Linked DNA regions of Homo sapiens: regions 2 and 3 are each linked to region 1. Evidence: chromatin loops called from intact Hi-C (ENCODE). Cell type or tissue: heart right ventricle. All regions are shown on one strand. Region 1 overlaps C4orf51 (chromosome 4 open reading frame 51). Region 2 holds the start of C4orf51 (chromosome 4 open reading frame 51). Region 3 overlaps ZNF827 (zinc finger protein 827).

Region 1 (8,000 bases):
ACAGTGGTGGCTTTTTCTTTTTCTTTTTTTTTTGAGACAGGGTCTTGCTATGTTGCCCTGGCTGGCTTTGAACTCCTGGGCTTAAACAATCTCCTGCCTCAGCCTCCCAAGTGGCTGAGACTACACTGCACTCACAGTGGTGGCTTTTGACAGCAGTATCAGTGCTTTCTGAATGCAGGGGTGGGGAGGAACAATGTTGGGAAAATGAATTTTATTAGATTTCTATTATTATGAAAGTGGTTGGTATTTATTTCTATCTCTCCTTTTTATAGGCACATCAAATTTGGGATTTTGGTGATTGTTTTCCGACACCTCCAAATTATGGAAAATACTGTAAGTCCCATCCTGAACTACTACTTTACATCCATTTTCTGGCCTTTATTTTAATCGTGGTCATGTGATTTTTTTTTTTTTTTTTTTTTTTTGAGATGGAGTCTCACACTCTCCCAGGCTGACGTGCAGTGGCGCGATCTCGGCTCACTGCAAGCTCTGCCTCCCACGTTCACGCCATTCTCCTGCCTCAGCCTCCCGAGTAGCTGGGACTACCGGCGCCCGCCACCACACCCGGCTAATTTTTTGTATTTTTAGTAGAGACGGGGTTTCACCGTGTTAGCCAGGATGGTCTCGATCTTCCGACCTTGTGATCCTCCCTCCTTGGCCTCCCAAAGTGCTGGGATTACAGGCGTGAGCCACCATGCCCGGTCCTTTCATGTGATATTTTCATACCTTTTGCATTTCTGCTTCCTTCCTCCTGGCACCCACATTGTTACATCATTTTATCTCTCCTAACAATACAAAAGGTAGGATGCAGAAATAACAGGAGGGAGAAATGCAAGAGGCATTTGTCACTCATGCTGGTGGCAGAGGAGGGGGCTGTGTATGTGAAGGTTTGGATCTATTGATTTAAAACAAGGTTTGGGAATGTCAGGAAATTTCACTTATGGTAGACTCTCTTTATCGCAAACACTCACACATTGGCTATCTCTTCACCCTAGGTGTGAGACCTAAAAAGCCAGCACAGGAGGCCCTGATAAACTACAGTCGACGAGGGAAAGGTGTCCTAAAGCATGTAAGAATCTTTTTACTTGCCATGCAACAGTGGATCTGTGGGGTAGTCAGGAAGCGGGGTTCTGAGTGTCTCTACATGGCAGCAGGGGTGGTGGCCTGTGTATGTTTAGAGTTGGTATAAAAGTATTCCCTAAGTTACAATCAGGCAAAAAGCGGAGCTGTTCTGATAAGATAAAGTCTTTCTTAAAGCATCATGAATAGTTTCTTGGGTGGATCTCTCCACAGCTGTTTTGGAAACAAGCCCCTAAGAGGTTTACAGCAGTTGGAATTTCTATTGTACTGTCCAAATTTTCATCGGTGAGTTGTTGGGTTCTGCCTGTTGTGAAAAAGAGAGTTCTCAGATAGTCCTGCCCTGCCGCATATCCACCCTGGTTGCCCGGTGGCTGGAGTTTCCCTCCTCATGTGCCCGTCCTGCCACTCAGCATCTATGGTCCCTGCTTCCCCAATATGACCCTCCAGACCAGGGATTCTCTCCTTCCTGATTAGACTTTCTCAAACCCCAGGGCTTTTAAACAGATTGTTAAAATGGGGTTCTTTTTATGTCTTAAAGTTCTGGCAGACATTCTTAGAGAGTAAGTTGAAAGAAAGAATAAAAACTGGTTTTTGCATAGAAGTTACAACTATTTTTGCTATTCTATTACTTTATTAAGATTTCTCTTTAACTTAAAAAAAACTCAGACTCATCCTAAGTAATTATGTTTATTATACCATGGGTTTGATATGCTCGTTATGTGTGTTAAAAAAAAAACCCTGACCATTAAAATAAAAAATGTTATACAAGTACTACCTAACAGTATCACAAGAACCACCAGTTATACATACATTTCACTTTCACTTGGAAATGCTGGTCTTTGGACATTAACTAGCAGATATGATACATTTCGCTAATGGGAGAGGGTTGGATGACCCACGCTGGTTCCCAGGCAACCAGTCTATTTTAATGATGCTCTTCCAAAAATGGTGCAGTTTTTCTCAACTTTTCTGCTTAGGACCTGATAATGTTCCCAGGGAGCATTTCAAACAGGGAAAGCCAGTGCGGTGGCAGACTGTGGAGGGAGTTGTTTGGGGGCATTTGTAGCTGCATGGTCCCCTGAAAGTTATATTGTGTGGTCAACCAGGGACATCCCTTCACTGTAGGGTTGATGCCTGTTTCTAGGAAGGGTAGATGATTTCCTGAAAGTACATTTACTGAAAGCTGGCCTCTTGGGAGTTGCTTGGGAGAATCATTAACTATTGTTAAATAAATAAATCCCTCTTGCCTACATGGAGTTGTACTGGTGCCAAGCAATTCCATTGCCAGTCAGTGTCTGCAGCTGTTCTGGGGAACAGCTGCTTCTCTCTGTAAGGTGCTTCCCCAACCCCTCCCAGAAAGGGAATTCTCTGTACTCAAAGTAGCCGCTTTTAAGTCAACCATTCCCAACAAATAAATGACATTAATCCTGCTCTTGTTTTTGTGGTGCAATAACAGACTAAAAGTACATGCAGGTGCACACACACACACCACACAATTAATATGGGGCACATATTTGGAAAACCTTGGACCTAGAGTCCTGAGCAAAAAAATAAATCATGACTTTTTATTTATGAGACAAGGCAAATCTTTTTTTTTTTTTTTTTTTTTTTTTTTTTTTTTGAGACAGGAGTTTCACTCTTGTTGCCCAGGCTGGAGTGCAATGGCGTGATCTTGGCTCACTGCAACCTCCACCTCCTGGGTTCAAGCAATTCTCCTGCCTCAGCCTCCCGAGTAACTGGGATTACAGGTGTGTGCCACCACACCCAACTAATTTTTGTATTTTTAGTAGAGACAGGGTTTCACTGTGTTGGCCAGGCTGGTCTCGAACTCCTGACCTCAGGTGATCTGCCCACCTCGGCCTCCCAAACTGCTGGGATTACAGGCGTGAGCCACCATGCCCGGCCGAGACAAGGCAAATCTTAATATTTTTAAATATATATAGTTTGGAGGAGAACAAGCACTGAGATATATAAATGCCCAATTTCCTGCATCAAAGCAATAAGTAGAGATTGAATGAAATTTTCAACGATCATTAACACTATTCTTAGTTTCGAAAGTATTTGCTTGCTGGGTAGTGCTTTTGGTAATCATTCTCTAAATATTTATATTCCTGTGTCCTATCTTGAAGAAGTTCCTGATGGAAACTGGAAAGCAGAGCATTCACATCCAGGAATGTGGGAACTAAAGGAATTAGGGAAACCTGGAAAGAATCTTACCAGAGAAGCAGTGGGGGCCGGTTAGGGATTGCAAGAGTTCCTGCCCTTTTTCTCTCCCACTTTATTAATCTGGCCTTCCTAACAGAGACACAATATATTAAACAGGAAGGTTAAGAGAGATGGAAGAAAATGCAGGATCAATCCCATCTCCTGCTCATGAATGATGTCTGGTTTGGAAGAGACCATTTAATTCCCAATTCTGTGGAAAAGTGACCTTTGCGGATGAGCGAGTGTTGACAACCAGGCCATTTTTCTCCAGCTTCATGGACGGTGCGATTCTGAAAGCAAGGTTTGCTCATCTGAGGATTCAGAAGCTGATCGATACTCCGATTATGGCTGGGGAGGACCCTCATCGCCATTTAACTGAGTTGGAAAATGAAGCCACAAGGCTGGAGGCGTGGAGTTTGCTTAATAAACAACTTTGAGGTATGGGGCCCTCCCAACACCCTCCCCCCACCCGCCCCGCCCAGGAACGTCTGGACCCTGGCAGGTTGGCTTTCTGGGACAATTCCATGGGCTTCATTTATCAGTTTTTTCCCTTTTTAATTGGTGGAGAGAGACAAAAGTTTTTATAATCTTTATTAAATTTTCCTTTTTAAATAAATACTTGGGACCACATTTCTCTGCTAGAACCACAGAAATGGTGCTGCGGCCCCGACCGTCGGGGGCTCCGGCGTCACAGAGCCTGTCCCTTGTATCTGGGAGCCCCGGGGAAGGCGCAGGGGCGTGAGAAATGCTCTTTGTATTCAGAGCGGTCACCCAGCAGAGCCGGAGCCTTCCACCGCCAGGTTTTCCTCCGCGCAAGGCGCCGCCGGGAAGCGAATTGGCTCCGACAGTCGCGGGGGCGGGGGCGGCCTCAGACGCGGCGGGCTCGCGAGCTCAGGGGCGGAGTCGTGGCCCTCCCGTCCCGGCTCCCTCGGTAGGCTGCCTGCGCCCCCAAAGCCGCGCCCACGGCCCGCCCACCCGCCGCCTGCCCCTCCCCTCCCCGGTCCGCCTCTTCCCGCTCCTCCCGGCCCGCCGGAGCGGCCGTCTCCTTCTTCCTCCACGGCCCACCTCTTCTCCCCCACGATCTTCCTCCCCTAGCGTCCACAGGCCGCCTCCGCCGCCTACGACCCTCCTCCTGCTGATTCCCCCCCACCACCGCCCGCCTCGTCGCCCCCGCGGAGCGCGCGGGAGGGAGGGACCGGGAGCGGCAGGGGCTGCACATGACCTGGGGCGCGGGAAGGAGCCCGCTGCCGTCTAGGCCCGCGAAGGGCCCCGGCAGCCGCCGACTTCTGAGGAAAAGCAGAACGGTGTTTGGTTTACTAAAGTAGCCGCCTCCTACCACTCTTCCTCCCCAGCCCCGCTCTCTGCTCCCCACACCCCCTTCCGTTTACTCCTAGTTACCAAGACCGTCCTTCTCTTAGGATTTCTGTTGAATAGAAAATACAATTAAAAGTCGCAGCACCACCCCTGCCTCCCGCCCCACAAACTCCTAGTGATTATTTTTGTCTCTTAGCCCTAGGTCGGGTTAAATACATTCCCCGGGAGCCATCTGGTCTGATTCCCGGCAACCTTCGTATGGTTTCCATTAAGCTCTCCAAAAGCATGCATTGAAAAGGCAGCCCTGTAGCCACTTAGGAACCTCCGGAGTTTTGCCCTGGCCAGCCCCAGTAGACATCCCAGGCAGAAGGAGAGAAAGGCCTCTGTTTAGGTTCCGAGTCTAGTACCTCATGATCCTGGTTTTAATCTCGAATTTCTTGGCTTTTCCTAGTCCAAGAAAATACAGTTCTCCAAGGTAATGGCTATCATTAATTCATCATTTGTTTTTTACTATACGCAGAGGATAGCTGATTAGAATTCTGTTTTAATTCTAAAAATGAAGGCTAACAGCTTTACAGATAGGTTGCAACAGTAACCTGGCCACACAAGTTCAATTTGACCAGCAACATTGGTATGGTGGGGTCTACACCTTCTCGCCTGTCTGTCCACCATTCCTTAACCCCCAAAAGGCAAAGAACAAATATTTGCTTGTGGAAACATATTCCCTCACACGTGGGTTAGGGCTTGTGTCCAAGAAAAAGGGAACCGGCAGGTTCATAGACTCTGAGTGTTGTAACTAGAGTGTTCCTTAGGATTCATCCGAGATGTATATCCATTGATTGAGGACACTCAGAAAGTGGAGGGGCTTCGGGAAGGTCACGTGGCTGATGAGTACAGTACTGCGGCCTAATTTGGGGATGGGAGGGTGGGGAAGAGACCTGGGCATCAAGAGCTTTATCATATACAGCAAGGAAGATTGTGGTCAAACCAATTCATTAGTGGCACATCCTGAATCTCCCCAGTCCCTCAGCCGCAGTCCCATCTCTGTCCTGCTCTGTGCCTCCCTGTTTGCGGAGTTAGAGCCCTTTGCTGTTCCTCCTGTTTCCCCACTCCCGCCCTGACCGTGTGATTTTTATTTGGGTTTTAAAAATGAAACCAGGTGCTGCATAAAACAAAAGCAAAGTAATAACAAGGAAAGACTAGCCAACGCCTGAGGAATGTGCTGAGTTTTATGACTCAGGCTGTCCTGGCAAAGAGCTTGGACTGACAGCGAGAGGTGGGTGCCACGGAGCACAGACCATACATGGCAGCCCTGGCCTCCCCAGATAGGCATGGTCAAGGCAGCCTGTGACTCATTTCACAAAACCAGAGACTCTTGTTCTTTGTGGAGCAAGACTTCCCGGAGGCTAGAGCAGGATGATCGTCAACTTTTCTCCTTAGAGCCGGTTCAGTCTGATAAAGCAGGGGCCACCCCGGAGTTTGGAGGGGAAGAGAGCCCAGGCACAAGGCCATCCCTGGGAAAGAAACAGGCTTGATGCACTTGGGCGAGGGCTTTGGTGCAGTGAGGAGATGAATAACATGGAAGTTGCAACGTGACATGAAAATTAGCATGTATTGTAGTGGAGACAATGGCTTGAGAGTTCCAGGTCGGGGATTGCCACAGTGCCTTGGAGAAGGGGACTGTTGGAGTGCTCCTAAGCCTGGAGGAGGTGTTTGCTCCTCCTGAGTGCATGGAGCACAGGAAAAGATTGTCAGATGCCAGTAGGGTTTCCGAGGTGCCATTCCTCACGCAATCTGGAAGAGTAACTATGGGCAAAATAGTAGACTTTGCATAAACACCCAGAGAGCCACCCAGGCACACATCCTCACATTGTGAGAATTCTTTTCAAATGAGCATAGTAATGGGATGAGGTGTACATTTTTTTCTGTTACTAAGAGACAGACTGGGAGAGTGAGAATGCAAAGGAGAATGTCTCTCCTAGCAGAGGTGGTGGGAGGGGTTGGAATTTGGATGACAAGGATCTGTTTGTGCCGCCTTCATTACACAGGCCTGAGTGGAATGGGACTGATAGGGCTTCTTCTGGTTTCTGCTTCTGGTTTCTTCTTCCCAGAGAAGGCTGTCACTTTTTGAATGAGAATGAACTTTGGCTGGCATAAATGAGGTCTTCGTGCAGCAGCCCTATGGAACAGGGACTTGTTTTTCCTTATCTTCTTTCTCTTTTTCTTTTCCTTTCCATGGAATACCCATTGAAAAGCTATGGTGACTATTCCATAATTGCAGGCAAAGCTCTGCTTAACTTGTTCCTTAAAGTCTACTTACCTGGAAAAATAAAGTCTTTTAAGGACGATGACTTCATAAATATTTATAGTGGGAACAGGCATCACTCTGGTTCTGCGAGAGAATGGGCTCATTCAATTTTATTTATGATGTGACACTTGGGTGAGTGACATCCGTCATCTGGGTCAGCCCTACACTCTGTTCCAGTGAAGCATGTTTATGGAGTGATTATGCCTGCAAATATTTGCTATATTTAGGCCCTCTCCTCCCCTAACCCCCTCTTAGACTTATTAAGTCCCCAAACCAGCAAAAAGCCAAGCTATGGTCTGGAAGGTTTGAACCCTAATGACAAGGCACAGGGGCTTGAACACGTGCTGTAGAAGGATTTGACAAACTGGGAGGCAATTAGAGTGGGAACACTGTTATTATAGCATTCCTATATTCAGGAGGTTTTGCTGGTCCTGTGTCTAGCAGGTGAGCGCTCTCAGCTAGGCATGAGGAGTTTTGACAGGTGACGAGCACAGCCCTGAGTGACGAATGCAGAAGGATGCTTTTGAAACTCTTTCCTTCCCAGGGAGCTTTCTCTGGACAGGATTTCACAGGCCCTCAGATCTGTCACCATGCACCCTGGGGCTTTAGGGGCAGGACCTGATAGGGACTCTGTGACCTGAGCTGGGTCAAGGTCTGGGTGTAACCTGAGGCCTCCTCTCAGCCACACCTGGTCCATGGCTGGGCGCAACAGCTGCCGTCCATCAGCTGTGGAGCAGGGAGGGCCTTCTCTGGCTTCCTGGCTTTCGAGTGCACATGCCCTGACCTAGGCATTTCAGGCTGGACTTAGACATACTTCAGGACTCAATATTTGCTCTCCAATCGGCTTGGCCATCTATTGTTTATCCTGGGAAGGGCCAGGTCTTGGCACAGGAGCCTGAAGCGTTGCCAGTGTTTTATTTTTAGAGACAGGAAAATGTCTGCTTTTTGGCAGCTGCTCTTTTTCTGGCACACATCAGGGATGGTGTAAAAAAGTTCAAGTGAGAGATTCCAAGCCCTAAATTCACGGCCTATGACACAGGCAATAGCACCATGAGCCTCTCAATAGGCGCCTTTGGGGAACCTAGGATCTGTC
Region 2 (8,000 bases), 53 kb before region 1:
CTAGCCTGGGCGACAGAGCGAAACTCTGTCTCAAAAAAAAAAAAAAAAAAGAACAAATGTTGAAAGATTTATTTCATTTTGATTTGCCAATGAATTGCTTTTTAATCTGGAGAACTGAGGATGGGCAAACATAATAATCAGATTTACAGTAATTATTAGTGAAGGATGGAGGGATTCAAGTGAATAGAATATCAAATGCTATGACTTCTCAACATAAAAAAGTTCACGGTGGCATTTCCATGACCTTAATTCTCTCTCTCTCTTTCTCTCCCTCTCTCTTTTTAAAGAGGAAATGTGCTTTTTAAACATTTCAATAGTTTTCGGGGGAACAGGTGGGTTTGGTTACGTGGATAAGTTCTTTACTGGTGATTTCTGAGATTTTGGTGCACCCTGTACACAATGTATCATCTTTTATCCATCACCTGCCTCCCACCATTGCCCCAGAGTCCCCAAAGTCCATTATATAGTTCTTATGTTTTTGCGTCCTCATAGCTTAGTTCCCACTTATGAGTGAGAACATACGATGTTTGGTTTTCCATTCCTTAGTTACTTCACTTAGAATAATGGCCTCCAACTCCATCCAGGTTGCTGTAAATGCCATTACTTCGTTCTTTTTTATGGCTGGGTAGTATTCCATGGTATCTATATACACCACATTTTCTTTATCCACTCATTGGTTGATGGGCACGTAGGCTGGTTCCATATTTTTGCAATTGCAGATTGTGCTTCTATAAACATGCGTGTGCATGTGTCGTTTTCAAATAATGACTTCTTTTCCTCTGGGTAGATACCCAATAGTGGGATTTCTGGATCAAATGGTAGTTCTACTTTTAGTTAAGGAATCTCCATACTGTTTTCCATAGTGGTTGTACTAGTTTACATTCCCACTAGCAGTATAAAAGTGTTCCTTTTTCACCACATCCATGCCAACATCTATTTTTTTTTATTTTTAAGTTATGGCCATTCTTGCAGGAGTAAGGTGATATCTCATTTTCATTTGCATTTCCCTGATAATTAGTGATGTTGAGCATTTTTTCACGTTGTGTTGACCATTTGTATATCTTCTTTTGAGAACTGTATATTCGTATCCTTAGTCTACTTTTTGCTGGGATTATTTGTTTTTTTCTTGCTGATTTGTTTGAGTTCCTTGTCAATTCTGGATATTAGTCCTTTGTCTAGAACAAAGAACTTTGTTGCAAACTTTGCATGGTTTGCAAATATTTTCTCCCACTCTGTGGGTTGTCTGTTTACTCTGCTGATTATATTTTTTGCTGTGCAGCTTTTTAGTTTAATTAGGTCCCATCTGTTTATCTTTGTTTTTGTTGCATTTGCTTTTGAGTTCTTGGTCATGAACTCTTTGCCTAAGCCAATGTCTAGAAGAGTTTTTCCTATGTTATCTTCTAGAATTGTTATGGTTTCAGGTCTTACATTTAAGTCTTTGATCCATCTTGAGTCGATTTTTTATAAGGTGAGAGATGAAGATCCAGTTTCATTCTTCTACATGTGGCTTACCGATTACCCAGCACCATTTGTTGAATGGGGTGTCCTTTCCTCACTTTATGTTTTTGTTTGCTTTGTTGAAGATCAATTGGCTCTAAGTATTTGGCTTTATTTCTGGGTTCTCTATTCTGTTCCATTGGTCTATGTGGCTATTTTTGTACCAGTACCATGCTGTTCTAGTAAGTATAGCCTTGTAGTATAGTTTGAAGATGGGCAATGTGATGCTTCCAGATTTGTTCTTTTTGCTTAGTCTTGCTTTGGTTGCACAGACTTTTTTTTTATTGCATGTGAATTTTAGGATTGTTTTTTCTACTTCTGTGAAGAATGATGATGGTATTTTGATGGAAATTGCATTGAATTTATAGATTGTTTTTGTCAATATGGTCATTTTCACAATATTAATTCTACCCATCCCTGAGCAATGTGATGTTTTTCCATTTGTTTGTGTCACCTATGACTTCTTTCAACAGTGTTTTGTAGTTTTCCTTGTAGAGATCTTTTTTTTTTTTTTTTTTTTGAGACGGAGTCTTGCTCTGTCACCCAGGCTGGAGTGCAGTGGCGCAATCTCCGCTCACTGCAAGCTCCGCCTCCCGGATTCACACCATTCTCCTGCCTCAGCCTCCCAAGTAGCTGGGACTACAGGCGCCCGCTACCACACCTGGCTAATTTTTTTATTTTTTAGTAGAGACAGGGTTTCACCGTGTTAGCCAGGATGTCTCGATCTCCTGACCTCGTGATCTGCCCGCCTCAGCCTCCCAAAGTTCTGGGATTACAGGCATGAGCCACCGTGCCTGGCCTCCTTGTAGAGATTTTTATTTTATTTTATTTCATTTTATTTTATTATATTTTATTTTTGTTTGAGATGGTGTCTTGCTCTGTCACCCAGACTGGAGTGCAGTGGCACAATCTTGGCATCTCTGCAAGCTCCACCTCTGGGTTCACGCCATTCTCCTGCCTCAGCCTCCTGAGTAGCTGAGACCACAGGCACCCTCCACCACGCCAGGCTAATTTTTTGTATTTTTAGTAGAGATGGGGTTTCACCATGTTAGCCAGGATGGTCTCAATCTCCTGACCTCGTGATCTGCCTGCCTCAGCCTCCCAAAATGCTGGGATTACAGGCGTGAGCCACCGTGCCCAGCCTCCTTGTAGAGATCTTCCATCTCCTTTGTAAGTTGTATTCCTAAGTATTTTATTTATTTATTTATTTTGTAACTGTTATAAAAGGGGTTGAGTTCTTGATTTGATTCTCAACTTGGTCGCTGTTGGTTTATAACAGTGCTACTGATTTGTGTACATTGATTTTGTATCCTGAAACTTTACTGAATTCATTTATCAGATCTAGAAGCTTTTTGGATGAGTCTTTAGGATTTTCTAGGTATATGATCATATCATCAGTGAGCAGCAACTGTTTGACGTCCTCTTTACTGATTTGCATGTCCTTTATTTCTTTCTCTTGTCTGATTGCTCTGGCTAGGACTTCCAGTACTATGTTGAATAGAAGTAGTGAAAGTGGACATCCTTGTCCTTTTCCAGTTCTCAGGAGGAATGCTTTCAACTTTTCCCCATTCAGTATAATGTTGGCTGTGGGTTTTACATAGATGGCTTTTAGTATTTTGAGGTATGTCCCTTCTATGCCAATTTTGCCTCAAGTTTTAATCCTAAAGGGATGCTGGATTTTGTCAAATGTTTTTTCCGTGTCCATGACCTTAATTCTTAACCCTGGCTGCTCTTTAGAATCCTCCAGGATTAAGCTTTAAACAAATAGTGATGCCTGGGCCCTACTCCACATGAACTAAATCAGAATCTCTGTGGTGGGGGCGTGGACTCCTGCTTATTTTAACAGCTTCCAGGGTGACTCTAGTGTGCAGCCAGCCAGAGCACCACTACTCTGTGACATATGAGAAGCTGTTGAGTCACCTGCTATTGTTGACATTACAAGCAGTTCATGTTCTCTTCCAGACACTTGGAGGTCTTTAGGAGAAGTGAATGCTTGGCACTGTTCTTTCATCTCTTGTTTCCACTTCTTGAACCACCATCATTAAGAATTACTGCTTTATTCATGATAGCAGTAAAATACAAATAATTTTGCCACCTGCTTTCTTGCCATAATTATGAAGCAGCATATTTCATATTTCTTAGAGCAAAATCCAGAAAGTTATATAACTTACAAATTTGTTAGTTAAAATTTACCTCCCTTGGGAGGCAAGGGGATAGCATTTGTGGAATTTTGTGATCTGTTGCTTGGCAACTATATCTAAGACAGTTAAGCTTCTGCACTCTGTGAACTGTTGAGTCACAAAGTTTGGTGAGCCCAGTCAATTGCTTCCTGCTACTAGAAGGAAATTAATTCTTCATTATGCAGAGGACTTGACAAGTTGTTTTCCAGAGAGGCCGTTCGTAGTTATGTCACACTACTTCTACTTGACTCCACAAATTCTTCTGCCCTTTAGCCCTCTTACTTCTCAAGAGTTTGATCTGATCAGACGCAAGGCTGGAGCATCTTGGCAGGATGAAACACGATGGTCAGATTCTTCCGTGACAACATACACAGGCAGTTACCGGAAAAAACAACTGGACAAGTCCATGTGCAGCCAATTTTCTTTTAGAGCAGGACAGCATGAGCCTGAGTGTAAACAGTAAGATTTCTTTGTAATTTGCACCTGGATATATCACTATAAATAGACAAGAGTGCTCTTAGAAGAAAGAGGTATTGTAGACCCTGAGAGACTTCATAGACTTTAACCCTCTGTATTTTCTTTTGTAAATGTCAGCAGGAAGAAGAGCTAAATGTCAGTGACCAGCTGAAATTATGATCCTATTCTCTATTTAGTATTCCTAAAATTACATATAACTACCTAGTCCTGAAAGGATATGGATATGAATATTTGACTAAATTTTGGGTATTTGGGGTTCTCTTTTCAGCAAAAAGGTGCTCCTGAGAATTTCATTTTGTTTCTTGTTTGGTTTTCTGGCTTTCAGGAGCTTAAAACTTCCTTCAGAGGAGGAAGAAATTCATGAAATCCTTCCCTACTCCCTACCTGTGGTTATTGCATTTTCTGAGTGTTTTCTGTAAGCCAGGCCCTGTGATAAGCCCATAATCAAAAAAATTAACTTCAGTTTATAAAGTGACTGGAACTAGGGAAATAAGTAATCAGCACAAAGTAAGGAGATTTTGTGGGTGTCTGGTGAGGGAGGGAGTGTTGTGTGTCTGAAGAGAGCTCAGTAAAATAGGTTTCCTCCAAGCTGGTTTGAAAGGCAGGCGAGGTGGGGAATGGAAAAGCACACTGCATGGAGAAAGAACCATTTAGCCCCAAGCACTGTCAAGGAGCTGCAAGGAGCTAAGTACATTTGAGAAAGTATAAGTGGGGATGTGGAAAAATGTCAGGACTTGTTATGAAATCTATCCATCTGTATATATTAATTGGTAAATATTTTATCCAAATTCTTGGAACATATTTGATAATCAGTTGAATTATTAACCTCAACTTCAGATAAGAGCAATAACCCACATAATACCCTGATAAATATTAGTTATATTTCCATCCAGACCTTTCCAAATCATCAAAACAAGTACTTAAAGATAAAATGTCTCAGAAGTACTTCTCAATTGGGTGCCTTATCTGGTTTAGTCCAACAAAGTATAATTTCTGCATTTTTAAAATAACTCTCAAGTATATTGACACTTAATTAGCTTTGGACATCCCTTTGCTACTTTTTCTGTGATACTTGAGGTTCATCTTGGCCAGGTAGTGAAGTTGTCTTAGTCCATTTTCTGCTTCTATAACACAATACCACAGACTGGGTAACTTATAAATAATAGAAGTTTATTTGGCTCAGGGTTATTGGAGAATGAGTAGTCCAAGAACATGGTGCCAGCATCTGGTGAGGCTCATCTTATTGCAGAGGGTGAAAGGTGGAAGAGAGCACTTATGATAGAGAGAGATACCAGAAACTGAACTTGCTTTATAAACAGCCTCCTCTTGAGATAACTAACCTGCTCATATGATTAATCTATTTGTGGAGGTTCCACACTTATGACCTAGTCACCTCTTATTAGTCCTTACCTCCCAAAACTATTGCATTGGGGATTAAATTTCTAACACATGAACTTTTGAGTGACACACTCAAACCATAACAGGAGTCTTTAAGCACTGCTGAGGTCCTGTCTGAAAATAGTGTTTGAAAGAAAGATGGTATCCAAACAGATCCATTTACCAGAGTAGGAAAAAAGGTACTATATTTAATAACTCTGAAAAAAATGCAGGAATAGGACATCTGGTGAAAATGTATAGGACCTGGAATTTTTTCCTATTCAGAGAGTGATCATTATGTGAATCATTCCAACCAAGGCGGCCTGTGACATTGCAAAACACAAAAGAGCATGAGCTTGTGAGGTTCATCTGTTTTTGGAACCTCAGAAATGTAAATATATTCTTTGCACAATTATTTCTTATTCTATTAGAAGCTAAGAAGAAGCAAGTGTTATAAATGAAGATGAAGCACAAATTGAGCTCATTTTGAAAGTACTGATTATATTCTAAATTTGCTTTGTTTTTAATCTTTTTCATGGCTAATTTTAGCCCCAAGGACAAATGTCTTTTTAAGTTCTGAGCAAAAGCTATTTGATTAAAATTCCATAAGGCTATAGAGAGACATTTTACATTGCTATAAAGTCAGAATGGTCCAAGGAGAATTACTGGGACAAAACATAAAATGACTGATCATTTAAAGTGGGTTAAGTCAGGAAAGTACTAAAATACACAAAACATTATACATTACACTTTTTATTCATCTTATTTATTTACCACATACATTGAATATTCATATTGTGTGAGATAGAAGAAACTTGGTAAAAGTCTTGATCATTTGGTTCTGAACCAGTTTTAACCGCAGATATGTAAATTTATAAACGTAATCAAAAGGATTCCGAATTTGGAGAATGAAATTAGTGTGATACAGACCTTAAGCTATTATGAAATATTGGTGTCAATCCCAGTTGTCTGCCATGGTTAAAATAAGGGAAGGGTCACATTTTGGAATTCCTAAGACAGGAACGTGGCTCAAGTATAAATTATTAAGTCTTGATTCTTTCTGTATTCAAGACAAGGAATGAAATGGCATACAAATTGGGAACAAATAAAACTGTCTTTGTTTGCAGATGACATTATCATCTACATAGAAAATCTGAAAGAATCAGCAAAAATAAAAAAATTTTAAAAAAAAATCCCGGAACTAATAAGCTATTATAGCAAGATTGCAGAATACAAGGTTAATATACAAAAATCAATTATTTTCCTATATATGAGCAATAAGCAAGTGGAATTTTAAATAAAAAACATAATACCATATACACTAGCATCTCCCAAAATTAAACACTTAGGTATAAATCTAACAAAATATGTACAAGGTCTATATAAGGAAAACTAAAAAATTCTGATGAAAGAAATCAAAAAAGAACTAATCAAATGGAGAGATTTTTCCATGTCCATGGATAGGAAGACTGAACATTATCAAGATGTCAGCCCTTCCCAAATTTGTCTATAGATTAAATGCAGTTGCAATCAAAATCCAACAGGTTAGTTTCTGAATATCAACAAACTAATTCTAAAGTTTATATGGAGAGGCAAAAGACCAAGAATAACCAACACGATATTGAAGAAGAACATAGAGTTGGAGGACTGACACTACCCAACTTTAATGCTCACTATAAAGCCAAAGTAATCAAGATAGTGTAGTATTGGTGAGAGAACAGATCAATGAAGTAGAATAGAGAGCCCAGAAATAGGTACACATAAATATAGTCGACTGGTCTTTGACAAAGAAGCAAAGGCAATACAATGGAGCAAATATTGTTCTTTTCAACAAATGGTGCTGGAACAACTAGACATCCACATGCCAAAAAATTAACTAAGACACAGACCTTATACCATTCACAAAAATTAACTCAAAATGGATCATAGACCTAAATGTAAAATGCAAAACTATAAAACTCCTAGAAGATAACAGGAGAAACCTTAAATGACTTTGGGTATGGCAATGGCAATGATATTTTAGATACAACACCAAAGGTATGATCCATCAAAGAAATAATGGATAAGCTGAATTTCATTAAAATTAAAAATATCTGTTCTGAGTAAGACAACGTCAAGAGAATGAGAAGACAAACCACAGACTGGAAGGAAATATTTGCAAAGGACTTTTATCCAAAATAACAAACATTTGAAAAAGATTTGTTTGAAAAAGAAACAAATTTGAAAAAGAACTGTTATCGAAAATATACAAAGAACTCTTAAAATTAAATTAACAAACAATCCAATTAAAAATGGGCCAAAGACTTTAAAAAATACCTCACCAAAGGGATACACAGTTGGCAAATAAGCATGTAAAAAGATGTCCCACTGGCCGGGCACGGTGGCTCACACCTGTAATCCCAGCACTTTGGGAGGTCAAGGCAGGCAGATCATGAGGTCAGGAGATCGAGACCAACCTGGCTAACATGG
Region 3 (8,000 bases), 110 kb after region 1:
CTCTTGTATCCCCCCACCTTAACCCACAAGTATAAGATACCTCTACTCCCTCCTTGGCGACCGATCATGCACCCCTTACCATCTCATTAAAACCTAATCACCCTTACCCCACTCAACGCCAGTATCCCATCCCGCAGCACGCTTTAAAAGGATTAGAGCCTGTTATCACTCACCTGCTACAGCATGGCCTTTTAAAGACTATAAACTCTCCTTACAATACCCCCATTTTACCTGTCCTAAAACCAGACAAGCCTTTACAAGTTAGTTCAGGATCTGCGCCTTATCAACCAAATTGTTTTGCCTATCCACCCCGTGGTGCCAAACCCATATACTCTCCTATCCTCAATACCTGCCTCTACAACCCATTAGTCTGTTCTAGATCTCAAACATGCTTTCTTTACTATTCCTTTGCACCCTTCATCCCAGCCTCTCTTCGCTTTCACTTGGACTGACCCTGACACTCATCAAGCTCAGCAAATTACCTAGGCTGTACTGCCGCAAAGCTTCACAGACAGCCCCCGTTACTTCAATCAAGCCCAAATTTCTTCCTCATCTGTTACCTATCTCGGCATAATTCTCATAAAAACACACGTGCTCTCCCTGCCAATCGTGTCCAACTGATCTCTCAAACCCAAGCACCTTCTACAAAACAACTCCTTTCCTTCCTAGGCATGGTTAGCGCGGTCAGAATTCTTACACAAGAGCCAGGACCACACCCTGTAGCCTTTCTGGCCAAACAACTTGACCTTACTGTTTTAGCCTAGCCCTCGTGTCTGCGTGCAGTGGCTGCTGCTGCTTTAATACTTTTAGAGGCCCTCAAAATCACAAACTATGCTCAACTCACTCTCTACAGTTCTCATAACTTCCAAAATGTATTGTCTTCCTCATACCTGACGCATATACTTTCTGCTCCCCGGCTCCTTCAGCTGTACTCACTCTTTGTTGAGTCTCCCACAATTACCATTGTTCCTGGCTCGGACTTCAATCCGGCCTCCCACATTATTCCTGATACCACACCTGACCCCCATGACTGTATCTCTCTGATCCACCTGACATTCACCCCATTTCCCCAAATTTCCTTCTTTCCTGTTCCTCACCCTGATCACGCTTGATTTATTGATGGCGGTTCCACCAGGCCTAATCGCCACACACCAGCAAAGGCAGGTTATGCTATAGTACAAGCCACTAGCCCGCCTCTTAGAACCTCTCATTTCCTTTCCATCGTGGAAATCTATCCTCAAGGAAATAACTTCTCAGTGTTCCATCTGCTATTCTGCTACTCCTCAGGGATTATTCAGGCACCCTCCCTTCCCTACACATCAAGCTCGAGGATTTGCCCCACCTAGTACTGGTAAATTAGCTTTACTCAACATGCCCTGAGTCAGATAACTAAAATACCTCTTAGTCTAGGTAGATACTTTCACTGGATAGGTAGAGGCCTTTCCTACAGGGTCTGAGAAGGCCACCGCAGTCATTTCTTCCCTTCTGTCAGACATAATTCCTCAGTTTAGCCTTCCCACCTCAATACAGTCTGATAACAGACGAGCCTTTATTAGTCAAATCAGCCAAGCAGTTTTTCAGGCTCTTAGTATTCAGTGAAACCTTTATATCCCTTATGGTCCTCCGTCTTCAAGAAAAGTAGAATGGACTAAAGTAAAGGTCTTTTAAAACACACCTCACCAAGCTCAGCCACCAACTTAAAAAGGACTGGACAATACTTTTACCACTTTCCCTTCTCAGAATTCAGGCCTGTCCTCAGAATGCTACAGGGTACAGCCCATTTAAGCTCCTGTATAGACGCTCCTTTTTATTAGGCCCCAGTCTCATTCCAGACACCAGACCAACTTAGACTGTGCCCCCCACCAAAAAAAAACTTGTCATCCCTACTATTTTCTGTCTAGTCATACTCCTATTCACCGTTCTCAACTACTCATACATGCCCTGCTCTTGTTTACACTGCCGGTTTACACTGTTTTTCCAAGGCATCACAGCTGATATCTCCTGGTGCTATCCCCAAACTGCCACTCTAAACTCTTGAAGTAAATAAATAATCTTTGCTGGCAGGACTATGCCGAATCTCCTTAAGCACTCTCTAATCAGATATCCTGAGTCATCCCAATTCTTAGACCTTTTATACCTGTTTTTCTCCTTCTGTTATTCCATTTAGCTTTTCAATTCATACAAAACCGTATCCAGGCCATCACCAATCATTCTATACGACAAATGTTTCTTCTAACATCCCCACAATATCACCCCTTACAAGACCTCCCTTCAGCTTAATCTCTCCCACTCTAGGTTCCCACGCCGCCCCTAATCCCGCTTGAAGCAGCCCTGAGAAACATCGCCCATTCTCTCTCCATACCACCCCCCAAAAATTTTCGCCACCCCAACACTTCAACACTATTTTGTTTTATTTTTCTTATTAATATAAGAAGGCAGGAATGTCAGGCCTCTGAGCCCAAGCCAAACCATCACATCCCCTGTGACTTGCACGTATATGCCCAGATGGCCTGAAGTAACTGAAGAATCACAAAAGAAGTGAATATGCCCAGCCCCACCTTAACTGATGACATTCCACCACAAAAGAAGTGTAAATGGCTGGTCCTTGCCTTAACTGATGACATTACCTTGTGAAAGTCCTTTTCCTGGCTCATCCTGGCTCAAAAGCACCCCCACTGAGCACCTTGCGACCCCCACTCCTGCCCGCCAGAGAACAAAACCCCTTTGACTGTAATTTTCTTTTACCTACCCAAAACCTATAAAACGGCCCCACCCTTAACTCCCTTCGCTGACTCTTTTCGGACTCAGCCCACCTGCACCCAGGTGAAATAAACAGCCATGTCGCTCACACAAAGCCTGCTTGGTGGTCTCTTCACAGGGACGCGCATGAAAAGTCATTTTATCCCACCATTGTTTATATTAACAATTTTTTGGGGGGGGACCCTTGATATTCAATAACAAGGGACTGATTAAATAAATTATAACACAGGCAAACCTGAATACTATGCAAACATTAAAAGAATAACATTGAGAATGTCCATGGAAAAATGGACAATCTTATATATTGTTAGGTGAAAACAGAAGATTATAAAACTGTATATGTAGTAGGACTCAGTTATAAATGAAAAAAAATCCAGCAAGGATACACACCACCAACTTAGCAGTGGCTGTCTCTAGGTAGTAGGACTAAAAATACATTTTCTTTATGTGCTCCTATATTATCTGGAAATAAGTTACTTTTAAAAGTTAAAAACAACCATTAAATTTTACTGTTTAGTATCTTTTACTTTTGAAAAGACTCGGTCTTTTAAAGAGAAAGCTCTGAGGGACAATTGTAAAAGACACAGGCAGAAACAACTACATCTCAATTATGACCCTCAGTATCAGTCTGCTTCAGTTTCAGAAGTCTGAAAGCTATGGAAGGAAGAGGTTGTATGCAATATTGTAGAAGAAAAATACAGCATCTTAGGAACATATACGTATTTTTCATGTTTAGTATTTTCTTCTTTGAAAAGTATAAATGCCTCCTATTTCAGATTGTCTTACAGGTGGGCCAGTATGTACAACCTAACACTGAGTTTTCAAGGAACAAGTTTCTGTTGCTGCTGCTCTAGCATTCATGCACTGTGGAGCCCGGAAACTTCTCGGGACAAGGAGCACAATGCCAGGCCTTGTCGAGGGCCGCTGCAGTGGAGAGGCCAGACCGGGGGTGCCAGAGCCAACCGCAGACCAAGGAAGTGAACCCTGCACATCCGGATACTTGAAATGTCAGCTTGTGGAGGATCTCCCGCAGGAATCTGACTTTATACACAAACAAAGACATTGAGCTTTCTGCTGAGGTGAGCTCAGAACGGATGAACTTAGTCTTCTCTGCAGTGATGCAAGCCTCTGTCATGTGGAAGTTACAGACGATGCTAGTGAAATGTGGATGGTCTCCTGGCCCACTGCATCATGCAAGAGGGCTGCTTTACAGAGGCCAACCCTTGAAAGACTTGATATATTTCTACTAACAATCATGAAGACACTCTTCAGAGAAAATTCCAGATAAGAACAGCATCTAAGCCTCACCTACTTTTTGGTTATATCATTCTTGCATAACCTGCCAAAGGCAGCTAGAGGGGAACACAGTCTCTGGATGTCCACTGACAGAGACTTACCAATTTACACTTCATTCCTGACTATTAGGAGTTATAAAAACGAGAGAATACTATTGCAAGCCAGTAGAAATAAAGATGGGAGTGTCCATGGGAAATGAAAAGAAAGGCACAGCCCTCTTCAGATCCTGAAAAGGAGATTTAAATTTGCCTCTTAAGAGTAACACAACACAGAACCATTCTGGAAGCATATCGTTCCAATATAACATTTCGGTATAGATGTCACGAAGGGAGGAAAAATGGTAGAGAGCAAATATCTATAGGACAATGGAGTAGAGGAATAGAACAAAGTACTGAGAAAGGGCTTGGTGAAATGGGAAGGAAAAACAAATCCAAATGGCAACAATGCACAAAGTAATTTCAGGCTCTGTGTGTGTGTATCTCCATTGTTTTCAAGGATCAGTTTTAATTTCTTTGAAAAATAGAAGCTCAAAGATAAGTAGCAAAGAATGTATTGCCAATGAAAAGACTCTCAAGTCCGCATGTGTGTCAGGGCAGCTGCAGATAGTGGTGTAGGCTGTGCACTGCACAAAAGCACCACATCTAGAGGGGCATGATTAACGTCACAGACATCAGATTTATTGTGACAATATTCCAGTAGATGGCAGTGTACTAAGGGAGGGAGTCTTTTTAAAATGTACAATGGCACCATGAGGCCCCAAAACAGCCTTGACTTCACCAAAAAGAAATGAATGTCCTAACTGAAGGGACTCTGTGAAATTAGTAGCAATTTCCATTCTTTGGAAATAGAATGCTCATTGCATTTAATTTTAAAGTCACAACATGTAAAGGGTAAAGAGAATATATGGAGACCTCCTTAGATATCAATTTCATTTGCTCTGTTTCTGGTTTCTTTTCTTAATTGCTTCTGTCTAATTCAGTGTTCTCTAAAAGTAATATTTTACTTTTTAAGGTAATATAGCATTATTCTTTTATTCCTTCCAAAGAACTAAAAAGGGAAAATTGTGCGAATTGAGGCAACACATCATGCTTTTACAAATTTGTGCAATTTCTATTACTGAATCATAAATATTTAAGGACACGCATCCGAACCATCACAAAGGAAAATTTTACATTGGATGATTCCAAGTGAATATGTCTTTTAGTAAACACTATGTGCCATTATCTAAATCACAGAAAAATAGCCTGCATTTCAAATTCTGAAAATTGGGCAAATTAAATATTGGTCTGCACAGCACGATATGAGTCTATCTTTCTCTGATTTTCCCACTTCTGCTTTTTGTCTAGTAATGGAGAAAAGAACAATTCAGGCAAACTCTTCCTTGCTTTTGGAACAAAGCAAGCCAGGTGTGAGAAAGTATTTGTTATAGGCCTGCAATTTTATACCCCCATGGACACTGAATTATTAATGGAGAAAAGAGAGAACAAATAACCAAGAGAGGGTTCTTGGCAGCCATTGTTTGAAGTTCATGGTGTTACACAACATTGAGCATGTCCAATTCACCTGCCAGGAGCTATCTGATTCTTACTCTAGGGTTCCATTTTCCTATCTCGATCTTATCCAGCATCTGGCTGGGTGATGGTCCATGTCAAAGGATGTAGATCTTCTTTTTATTCCATTAAACTTTGAGATCTGATTATGATATCATGCCTCATGTATTTTCATCTACCAAATGATCATAATAGCTAGTTATCTGCTCCCTGTAGAACCTAGGCTTGTGCTGGGAAAGGAAATAGAAAAATCAGGATTTTATTAGTCTGAAATGTTTGGTCCTTCTGTTCTCATGGGTCTGGCCGGGACTCTCTCCTCATCTCATTTGTCAGATAGAGTGGCATTAACAACACTCAGTCCACACACTATCTCAAAGGAGACCCACAGCCTTCTTTACACTTGCATTGAATTTTCTAGACTCTGAGGTTAAACAAGGAAAAAGACTGCTGTTTTAGCATTTACGGTGAAGTTGCATCTAAAGGACTGATTCAATGGGAAGTGCCCCGATGAGGACACAAACAAGGGTGGAGGGACAAGGTTAAGGCACTGGTGAGCAGGACCACATGATTCAATCATTCAAGCTGCTAAGTAGATTGATTTTTCTGCCTGGCTACACGGTGTGCCTTGGTGGATTGTTTTTCTCCTTTACTTTTGGGAAGATTATCCTAATTTAAGCAGCTGAGTTTAAGTTCTTAGGATAAAAAAAAAAAACAAAACAAAAAAATGGCATTCTCAAACCAGTTCTTAAAATGATGTCTGGGATTTGCTTCAAAATAATCTACAGGGAGGGGGAAGTAGAGGAGGGAGATAGATAAAACATCATAAATCATTAATTGATGATTGTTGGATTGGATGACAGATACTTCTGTATATGTTTGAAATTTTCCATTATAAGAGTTTTTAAAAATGAGGTAGAGATCCAGTGATCCAGAAACTTGGTAGTTATTAGTTTCAACCTTTAGCTTCACCTAAACCCCTTTAAAAAAATTGCCAGCAAAGAATACTGTCTCCCATTATTTTCACTCTCCTTATCTACCTTTCGTATAACAGAGGTATCAACAAGGGGCAGAGCTGCCACTGGACAGGTGTGAGGAGGGAGGATTTGATGGTGAGGAAAGTGCAGTCACCAACCCATACGGGATGGAGAGTTAACAGCACACATCCGTGGACTTCGTGTTCTCTTGGTGCAGGACACGGGCATCAGCACTCCCATGACTCACTGGCAAGCACATATTGGAATGCCAAGCTACAGAGTGTTTCCTCTTGGGCTGCTACACTTTTCCTTAGTCTTGTGGTTGAAATGAGCATCGAGATAAATAACGATAAACAATTGTGAGGGAAGCTGTGGGTTTATAAGAGGCAGGGATAGAGTCAGCTCCTTTCTTCAGTTTTGTGTCTCTTCTCCCTACCTCATGTCCTTGGATATCCAGATCCTAGGATCAGGAGATGGCAAGGAGTGGAGGAGCGTAGGCATTCATCAGCATGAGAAAGGCAAGGGAAGGTTTGATCTCAGTGCTGTGCTCAGGCCTGCCCTTTACAAACGAAACTACCTTAAATATACCTAGCTATTCTCAAAGTGCGAAAAATTCTGAACTTGATTCCAATCATGAACCGTCCTTCTGAATGATCAGTTTCTTCTAGGAAATCAAACACAGAAGATATGATTACTAAATAAACACTCCATTAGTACTTAAAAATCTGAAGATACAGAAATTCAGAGGTTTGATGTAAATCTTTTTGAAATGTATTACAAATCACACCTTAAAGCATAATCCACACACTGATCTTGTACCTGCAGAGTAAGAGTTCCTTCTAAAACAGGAGTCAGGAAAGAAGAAAGAAAATTGGCATTTTTTTTTCTGTTCCTGATATCAGTTAACTCAGGTTAAAGAGGATTTCTTGGCATAAAAATTTTATTCTATTCCACCTGAAGTAATAAGGCGAGAGGTAAAAAAGAGATCTATTTATGGATAGGCTAATCAAGTAAGCTGCCTCTACTCAAAGGAAAAAAAAAAAAACCACACCGAGGACTTTGTAGAACTATAAGCCAAGAATTCTTTAACACTGATTTCTAAACACCATATCATGCCGGGAGCTCACAGGAAGAACCTCTTCCTTTGCTTTGGGCAAAAGATCTAATTCGGATTTCCTCTTACTCATAATCTCCCAGAAAGAGGAGAATTTAAGGATTGCATCATTTTTGCCAAATGGTTAAAAAAATTTTTTTTCTCTTCTATCCTATAATCATGCTTCAGCTCCAGCCAAGGCAGTTTAGGCTTGAGGCACATTAAAATCTTTGTATGGGGCCAACTTGGGGCCTCCTCTTACCTCTTCCTAGAGAACACCTAAAGAGCATAAAATAATATGGTCTTGCAGCACATCTTTTTGTTGTA

What was found. A loop is a pair of places that touch in the nucleus more often than their neighbours do. Peaks named below come from ENCODE experiments on the same cell type or tissue, not always from the same donor. Only the 100,000 strongest peaks of a DNase experiment are listed, where the experiment ranks them.
Region 2: it touches region 1 in a loop (1.8-fold over the local background); 15 of 110 quality-filtered maps call a loop at or near these places.
Region 3: a loop joins it to region 1, with 1.9 times the contacts of the local background. A loop is called at or near these places in 3 of 110 quality-filtered maps.

Annotation. Positions count from the first base shown.
Region 1 is chr4:145,728,897-145,736,896 of GRCh38, forward strand. It overlaps C4orf51 (chromosome 4 open reading frame 51), which reads left to right. Exons shown (of 6, transcript NM_001080531.3): 4 at 273-333; 5 at 996-1,069; 6 at 3,557-3,901. The coding sequence ends at 3,664. Among named protein-coding and RNA genes, the nearest start is that of C4orf51, 53 kb to the left of the region's middle. RefSeq lists a silencer at 3,946-4,545 and enhancers at 5,101-5,900, 5,901-6,698. In heart right ventricle, no CTCF peak of the experiment used is centred here; DNase peaks (open chromatin) are centred at 4,195, 5,914, 6,195, 7,873 and 1 weaker place; H3K4me3 peaks cover 1,915 bases; H3K27ac peaks cover 5,527 bases.
Region 2 is chr4:145,676,301-145,684,300 of GRCh38, forward strand. C4orf51 (chromosome 4 open reading frame 51) reads left to right here and starts at 3,846. Exons shown (of 6, transcript NM_001080531.3): 1 at 3,846-4,136. The coding sequence starts at 3,904. In heart right ventricle, no CTCF peak of the experiment used is centred here; a DNase peak (open chromatin) is centred at 3,351; H3K27ac peaks cover 2,127 bases.
Region 3 is chr4:145,835,613-145,843,612 of GRCh38, forward strand. The region is part of intron 7 of ZNF827 (zinc finger protein 827); the gene reads right to left. Among named protein-coding and RNA genes, the nearest start is that of ZNF827, 99 kb to the right of the region's middle. RefSeq lists enhancers at 113-637, 638-1,161, 2,210-2,734, 2,735-3,258. In heart right ventricle, a CTCF peak has its summit at 4,765 (motif pointing right); no DNase peak of the experiment used is centred here; H3K27ac peaks cover 291 bases.